Regions from separate parts of the Homo sapiens genome. Here region 1 is linked to region 2. Evidence: chromatin loops called from intact Hi-C (ENCODE). Cell type or tissue: GM12878. All regions are shown on one strand. Links, peaks and the distances in the headings refer to the core of each region. The heading gives the core; the rest is flanking DNA. Region 1 overlaps LINC01320 (long intergenic non-protein coding RNA 1320). Region 2 overlaps RASGRP3 (RAS guanyl releasing protein 3).

Region 1 (4,404 bases), core at 177-4,176, 1.2 Mb after region 2:
ATACTCCAAAGTAAAATGAAAACAAAATTAAAAAAACTATATACAGACTTTTAAAATGCACTTAATTTGGAATGCCATATTGAGAACTCTAGTGCATCATTAGAGAATAACTAGCTTTAATTGAAACATGAAGTCAGATGCTTCATTTTGACAAATGTTTTGGTTGAGAACTTGAATGATTTTAGAGTTAAGCCAAAGACATATGCTTCTTATATAAGCAAGCAAAAAAAAGGCAATTGAACCCTTGAAATCCGCAATAAGACAAAAAGGTTATTGAAAGTTGTAATCCAAATTTAAAGCAAACAACTGCTCCATGATTTTGAGTAATTGGCATGGTTTGAGAAAAGGTCAACCATTTAATCCTGACATTATCTTTCAAGGAACTGGAGAAAGAGAAAATTTTAGTTTTCATTTCGTAACTTTCTGTGCTACATGATTTTTTTAACTATGTATTATAGAGGCAATATAATAATGATAACAGAGTTATTGAAAGGCATTTTGTGAGCATAGTCAGCACAGGTAGCCCAGAGTAAGAATATTCAAGGAAGCCTTCTGAGAGGAGATAGATGTGTAATACATTACCAAACAAATTCAGAAGTAATTCTGCAATAAGTGGGAAGGATGGCAAGAAGACAGAGACAGGATAGGGTGGAAGGAATTCCAGCAAGAAGAGAATGAGCAAAGAAAGAGAACAATGAACAATACCCATCTATGTATGCTGGATCTTCCTGTATACTAGCCATTGAAGATACAAAGATAAAGAAGAAATGCTACTTCCTAAATGATTTACAATCAGATGGTGAGGAAAGATAAGCAAGATAGGGCGGCAATACAGTGCTACAATACTGTGCTATTTGGTACTTTGAGTGATGAGATTTTTCTATTGCAAATGGGAGAGCAGGAGCTGGGTTGTGGGACAGCATGAGGACAGTGATTAGTATTGGGACAGTCACTGAAGGGTGTAAGAAAGAGGTTACCAAAGACACATTAAATAATTGTCCAGCAGCTTGAATGCCTTTCTAGCACTAAATTGTCACCCAGCCACATAATAGAATAATACTATTTTTCTCCAAAGTCACTTAACATCCATTTTGAAGGAACCAACATTTTTGGCTGCTTCAAAATGGATGCTAATTGCCTCTGGTTGGTTCAATGGGTGTAGTAGAAGTACAGAAGTTTACTTGAAATTGAAGAGGCTGGTGAAAGAGTAAACCAGATAATTAATATGGCATTCAGGACCACGATGTAAATGGAGATATAGAAGTATAATACATAAACTAAGAAAAGTGCAGGCATTAAAGTTTCGTATGTTTCTTTAAGGGTTAATGAACTCAATAAATGGGATAAGATAGAGAGGGCTAATGATAGGGTAGGAAGGGACATTAAAATAACTGTGTCCTTTTCTGTTTGCATATAACGTTCCTTCCACTCATTTCTGGCTGAGGTAAAGACACTAATATTGCAAGGTCGTTATTGAACTTATTGGGCCAATTACTGAAGTATGACACAGTAGAAATACAGACTGAGTATCCCTTATTCAAAAGGCTTAGGACCAGAAGTATTTGGGATTTTTGATTTTTTTTTAATTCTGGGATATTTGCATTACATTTACCAGTTGAGCATTCCAAATCTGAAAATCTGAAATCTGAGAGGCTCCAACGAACATTTTATTTGAGGGTCAAAAATGTTCATATTTTGGAGCATTTTGGATTTCAGATTTTTGGATTTTGGATGCTCAGCCTGTACCATTTATCGTGGTTAGGATTTGGTAGAAAGGAGAGAAATAGAGGCCCAAGAGACCTAATGTAGGAATCTGAAAAACACACTTGACCTTTCTGAGTCTCATTTTCTTCTCTCTCTAAAGTATTTGAATTAATCTATAACATCATGTAGTCCTCAAATCATTGTACAAAGATCATAAATCAAAATTTAGGGGAACATATAAGTGAGCTTTTTAAAGATCATCCATAAGTAAATATAAAGAACACACATACTAGGGTTGTCTTTCATTACTATTCTCTTTCCCCCAGTTGTAATTATCACAGAAAAAAAGAGTTATTCCCAAAGATAACTGGCTCAGTTACATGAACAATTTACGAATTGATCTCATTTATCAGATATTTATAACCAATAGTCAATCAAATAAAGACTTTTTTATTTTACTTTCCCTCTATCTGATAAGTAAAATAATATTCTAGCATGGTGCTACATTTCAAATAGTACAAAACAAATTAAACTCTTAATGGTCTATAACATATAGACCTAGTCATTGTAAGAATGTCTGTGTCTTCTCTAATATTTTCCTCAAACAGGATACTCAGATCTTTTATGGAAATAAACTGGATGGTATCTTTTGTGTAAATTCTACATTCTAAGTCTCCAAGAGAATTATTTAAATGAGAAATGTGAGTCTCAAATTTCCATTCTAGTGGTGCTGAACACTCTAATTCCAAAGACTTGGTTAAGTCTCTTAATTCTACATGACTAAAGGCTCTCTCTCTCTTTCTGTTTTCCTCTTAACATTGATGGAAAAACTCACATTTCTTCTATTTAAATTTTGCTTCTAGCATCTGGAGCAATTACCTTTATCATTGGATCTTGTATTAGTGTTCTCTAGAAAAAGAGAACCAATATATAAATATACAAGAGGAGATTTTTTATGGGTATTGTCTCAAGAAATTATGGAGGCTGAGAAAGCCCATGGTCTGCCATCAGTGAGCTGGAGAACGAGAGTGGGTGGTGTAATTCAATCTCAGTCTGAAGGCCTGAGAGCCAGGGAAGCTGATGATATGACTCCCAGTCTGAGAAACAGAGTCTCGGATGTTTGAGAACAAAAAAAGATACATGTTCCAGCTCGAGAAGAGAGAATTTGCCCTTCCTCTCCCTTTTTTGTTCTATTAGGGCGCAGTGAATTGGATGATGCCTGACCACATTGGTGAAGGCAGATTTTCTTTACTCAGTGTACTGAATCAAATGCTAATCTGTTGTACAAACACTGTCACAGACACACCTAGAAATAATGTTTTAGCTATTATCTGGACACCCTTAGTCCAGTCAAGTTAATGAATAAAATTAACCATCACAGATGTTAAAAAATGATATTCAGCTTTTTCTGGATATTAGCTTTATCTGTTTATAATAGTCATACATGGCACTTGAATATTCTGACAGATTAATTCAAAGTCCTAGGATTAGTGTGATGTTGGTGTGGTCTAGAAGTGAATTGTGGATGGAAATGTTCTCAGCCAAGTGTATTCACTTTGGGAGAGCTTCAAAGAACAGAATGATTTTGAAATAAGAATATATAATATATAGTCTTACTGGAACCTATGAAAAACTCATGTGTTATCTACTACTCAAGCCAAAAAAATAATTTTTTATGCTTATGTTGTTAAGGATTTACTTGCATCACTTCATTAATTAGCAATTTGTATTGTATCAAGTGGGTCTAATCCTTTTAATAGATTCCAAACAGGCTACTTGGCTATTAAATTCTAGTTTGTTTTATATTTATTCATGAGAAGAAAATGCCATAGAAAGATTCCATGAAGGAAAATGTTTGCTTTGCATTCAGTCTTTCAACAATAAAAAGGAAAAAAAAATAGACGTTGCCAACTGTGTCATATGTATGAATGGTTTTCTACGGGAATTCATATCTTTAGTTGTTCTGTTCCTATTACTTGTTGTCTTCGAAAATGGGTTCCAGCTGGGCGCGGTGGCTCACACCTGTAATCCCAGCACTTTGGGAGGCCAAGGCGGGCGGATCACGAGGTCAGGAGATCAAGACCATCCTAGCTAATACGGTGAAACCCCGTCTCTACTAAAAATACAAAAAAAATTAGATGGGCGTGGTGGCGGGCACCTGTAGTCCCAGCTACTTGGGAGGCTGAGGCAGGATAATGGCGTGAACCCGGGAAGTGGGGCATGCAGTGAGCCGAGATTGCGCCACTGCATTCCAGCCTGGTGAAAGAGCGAGAAGCCATCTCAAAAAAAAAAAAAAAAAAAAAAAACAAAAAAATCAGGATATGAATATATGCTTCTTGATATAGTGGTTGCAAAAAAAGATAAAAATCTTTACATTCCTCATGTTTGCCTTTGTACAGACCCAAATTTCTCACCAACCATTATCTGTAGGAATGACTGTCTCCTCTCTCTCTTATTTGGGTACTGAGAAGCTGAACTGTCTACACCTATCAAATGCTTGCTGGCTGAGTGCTCACAGTCACCCAATTTACTGTCTATATCAGTATTTAGCAAAAGATTTTCTGTAAAGGACCGGAAAGTAAATATTGTAGGCTTTGTAGGCCACCTAAAATCTCTGTTACATATTCTGCTTAAAAAAAAAAAAAAAAAAAAAAACCACCTTGGAAAAGGTTGAAAAATGTGAGAAGCTTTCGTTGCTTC
Region 2 (4,404 bases), core at 152-4,151:
GTAACTTGATAGAGCTGAATCATAGATTACATGTTGGAAGAGGGACGGGAGAAAAGGAGCAAAGATAAGGTGGTTCTGGGTGGTTAACAGTAGTGTTTGCCCTTCTGAAGCATGTCGGTATTTTTGAGAACCGATTTATATATGGCAAATTTCAACCATATATAAAAATAGACAAAATAAATGATAATTAACCCCCATTTATTATCTAACTTTAACAATTTTCAATTCATGGTCATTCTTATTTAATTTATATATCCCTACCGATGTTCTCCCCTTCCCATATTAGCTTTGAAGTAAATCCCAGATATTTCATCATTCCATCCGTAAATATTTTAGTATGTGTTTCTAAAAGATAAGTTCTCTTAAAAAGTTCACAACGTCATTCAGACATGCAAAATAATTAATAATAATTCTTAACTATTATTGTAGTTTGTCAAGTAGAGGGATGACATGAATACATTTGCATTCTGGAAAAAAATTTCTGAAGGCAATAAGGACGACAGATCAGAGAAAGAAAAATACCAAATACCAAAAGAAGACTTCAAAGATAGGTTTGAACAAAGACAATGATAATAGAGAGGGTGGAAGAATTTTCAAAATGTTTAAAAGGTAAAGTTGATAGTTCTTGAGATTAATTGTATTTGGGTGTGCAGGAAAGGAGGGAGTTAAAGAAGTTTTGGAGGTTTTAATTTGAATAATCAGCATATGAATATGCCATTAACCTATATAGGGAAAGGATTCCTTGAAAAGCAGTTAGCCTGGTTCAGCATTATACAGAGACTACAGGAAACAAATCAAAAAATATCTTCCTATTACCCTCAAACAAAAGTTTGAGATTTCCACCTGTAGTCCTAGCTACTTGGAAGGCTGAGGCAGGAGGATTGCTGGAGTCCAGAAGTTTGAAGCCAGTTTGGGCAACATAGTGAGACCTCATCTCCAGAAAACAACAAAACTTTGAGACTCAGAGCATTTGGAATAATTCTGATTGCTGCACCTTAAGAAAGCCATTAATGCCAGCCATGGTGGCTCATGCTTGTAATTCTAGCGCTTTGAGAGGCTGAAGCAGGAGGATCACTTGAGCTCGGGAATTCTGAGACCAGCCTGGGCAACATAGTTGCAGACAGCAGTACACTTCATTCCTAAACATTTCATCACGTATATATGTATATTACCAACTAGAGTTAGTTATTGCAGAATTTATATTTCACACAAGAGAGATTAAACTTATACATTTATTTTCTCAATGGGAAAAGCCGTGATTCAAGAAAGATTAACACAATTCATGGCTGATTCTTACTCGATTATTTATGAAAGCAAGAAACTGAGAACCTCTTGATTTTCAAAAGTTGTTGCCATACAGAGCAGCCACATCCTACTACAAAACAGCCTTTGAGTAACTATCAAGTATTGTCCTGGCAAAGCACGTTTCTCTCAATAAGTGTTAATTGAATTTGAATGTAAAGAAACTGACACCTAGAAATGCAAGCTTTTTGCCAGTAACTGACAGAGCTGGTACTAGAACAAATTACTTCTAATAGTTTCTCACTGAGCATCACTCCTTACCTCTAACAACTCTGAATAGTAATAATGGAACACAGAAGATGCTTTATTAGTAAAAAGGTAATGCTTTCTATATCAAGTCATTGTGAGATTGCTCAAGGCTCAATGGGACCAAGTAGCTGGGCCGTAGGAAAGGAGGTAAAATGCTCTCACAAAAAAAGAACTCTCCATACACAATGGAAAAAAAATGCCTGTGTTCATATTTATCCTCTGACTTCCTCCAGAAGAGGATTAAAGCAGCTGATGACAAAAAGCAAAAATAAAACACAACTGAAAATGATTAACACAGGAATAAAACAAGGGCCAAAATCCACCAGTTAGTCAGGCGGGGAATACATTTGGACCTAGAAAGCTTTAAAATGTTCTCAATTATGTCAAATTCTGACATGTTAAATCTTGCTGATTGGTTCAAGAATTAAAAATCAAGTTGAGATGATGTCTAAAAGACATGTTCATTCAAATGTTTTTTGTTGATGAAGATATCGAGTATTCATTTGGAAACTGAAAAACTCAGTCAAATAGCCAGGCATTTGCCTACACAAGAAACAGACATTCTGATACTAGAAAAGATTTTAGGGGTTTGACCGATTTTTTTTTTTTCTGGTTTCCATTTTGATGTTATGGCATCAGTCTATATCAGTGGTTCTCAACTGAGAGTGATTTTGCCTTCCGAAGGACATTTGGCAATGTCTGGGGACATTTTTGGTAGTCTCTACTGGGAGTGGCAGTGGAGTATTACTGGCATCTAGTTAGTAGAGACCAACGATGCTGCTAAACATCCCAAAATGCTCACGACAGCCCTGCATGACAATCAATTATCCAACCAAATATGTCAATAGTACCAAGGTTGAGAAATCCTGATCTATGTGAAACAATTAAAAATCTCACGCAAACATGCCTTCAAAGACACTTTAGATGAGTTACATGCAACATTTTTGCTTGTCTGCTGCTGAGCAGTAAGTGATGATGGCCTAATACACTTGCAGAAATACTGCTGCATCGGCGTCAGGGTGGAGATGAGATGTCAAATGGCCAGTCCTTCAGAATGAAAAGCCAAGTTGAATGGTTCACAACACAGGCTGACAGCACTCTTTGGTGTCCAAAAGATCAAATGTTGGCAGGCAAGGATACTGATATTTAGTCAGCAGAAAATATTCAAAGCAATGAGGGACACATTGTTGTTTCTTTTGTGGGTTTTATTTTTATTTTTTATTTTTTTGGCAAGATCTGGCTCTATTGCCCAGGCTGGAGTGCAGTGGTGGAATCTCAGCTCACTGTGACCTCTCTGCCTCCCAAGTTGCTGGGACTATAGGCAGGCACCACCACACCCAACTAATTTTTGTATCATTTGTAGAGAAGGGGGTTTCACCATGTTGGCCAGACTGGTCTTGAACTTGTGAGCTCAAGCACTCCTCCTGCCTCAGCCTCCCCATGTGCTGGGATTACAGGTGTGAGCCACTGCTCCCAGTTGACAGATTGTTGATGAGGACAGAACAAGGGATCTTTAGGTCATAAGTCATGGGACAGTTGATCCTGGGACTTGGGAAGTTCATTTCTCTGTTTCTGGCTTTTTTCATCTTCAAAAACTCAGGAAAAGAGAACTGAGGGCATCAGAGCAGGCTGATTTGATACACTCTTGCTGCCAACCTGATGACTGTATATCTCTATGATTTATGTGATTCTTTCTCATGTTCCCTTTACTAATTATAACTATTATCCATGTTTGTAACCATGTTCTTCTTCCTTCTTTCATATTATAACTGGAACCCATTCTCTTCCCTTTGGTTATCTTCTCTTCCTTCTGAGTTTTCAGCTTCCTCTACTATGTTCTCCTCATCAGTGCATCGGTCTGCTTCAGTAACTCTCATCTTTTAAAAATATCCTTTGCTTGCCACAACCTCTGCCAACTTCTCTTCACTGCAATTCTAAACAAACTTGTTGAGCTCATATTCTACACACGTTTTCTTTGTTTCTTTACCTCTCATTTACTCTTGCACTCACACCAAACTAGCCTCTGCCCACAGTTCTGTAAAACTACCTTTGTCAAGGTCACCAGTGACCTCCTTGTGTTAAATTCTAAAAAAGCAGATCATTTCTCTTTCTCCTCTTATTTAACTTTGCAGTAGCATTCAACATGATTGACAGCTTCAGCTTCCATTCTATCCCTGGCCTCATGGCACAGCGTGCTTTTAAGTTTTCCTTCTCTTTCTCTGACAGGAGCTCCTCAAGATGCTTTGCTGCTCCTCCTCCCCTCTCTGACCTCTAGATGTTGGAAAGCCCAAGGCTTAAGAGTGGGTCCTCTTGTCCTTCCTCTTTATACTTTCTTCCAGAGCGATCTGAGCCATTGCCATGGCGCTAAATGCTGCTTACCTGGTGATAAATCCCAATTGTAAATTGCATCTCAGATCTTTCCCTGGAGCTCCAAATTGTATATGTAACTGCAACTCAAGATCCACACATAGAGTTTCTCATCTGGCCTGTTTAGTTCACTGCCGGATACCCAGGCCCTGGCATAATGTCTGGAAGGTAGAGACGTATTTGTTGAGCCAGTAAAGAATGATTTGGATACTGGGCCTAAAACAGATACATTTTTTTCTGTGACAAGGTAAGAGTTAGCTGCTTTTGTTGTCAGAGTTACACTTTTATTAGATTAAAAGATAACATTTAGAGCAGGCACGGTGGTTCATGCCTGTAATCCCAGCACTTTGGGAGGCCGAGGCAGGCGGATTGCTTGAGGCCGGGAGTTTGAGACCAGCCTGGCCAACATAGGGAAACCTCGTCTCTACTAAAAATACAAAAATTAGCTGGTGTGGTGGTGCATTGCCTATTGTCCCAGCTATTTGG

Evidence for each region. Hi-C counts contacts between places; a loop is a spot of excess contacts. Peaks named below come from ENCODE experiments on the same cell type or tissue, not always from the same donor. Only the 100,000 strongest peaks of a DNase experiment are listed, where the experiment ranks them.
Region 1: it touches region 2 in a loop (5-fold over the local background); 1 of 110 quality-filtered maps calls a loop at or near these places.

What each region holds. Positions count from the first base shown.
Region 1 is chr2:34,683,230-34,687,633 of GRCh38, forward strand. All of the region lies in intron 1 of LINC01320 (long intergenic non-protein coding RNA 1320), which reads left to right. Among named protein-coding and RNA genes, the nearest start is that of LINC01320, 7.9 kb to the left of the region's middle. In GM12878, for the core only: no CTCF peak of the experiment used is centred there; no DNase peak of the experiment used is centred there.
Region 2 is chr2:33,486,807-33,491,210 of GRCh38, forward strand. All of the region lies in intron 1 of RASGRP3 (RAS guanyl releasing protein 3), which reads left to right. Among named protein-coding and RNA genes, the nearest start is that of RASGRP3, 12 kb to the left of the region's middle. RefSeq lists an enhancer at 1,794-1,843. In GM12878, for the core only: no CTCF peak of the experiment used is centred there; a DNase peak (open chromatin) is centred at 2,093; H3K4me3 peaks cover 1,692 bases; H3K27ac peaks cover 3,790 bases.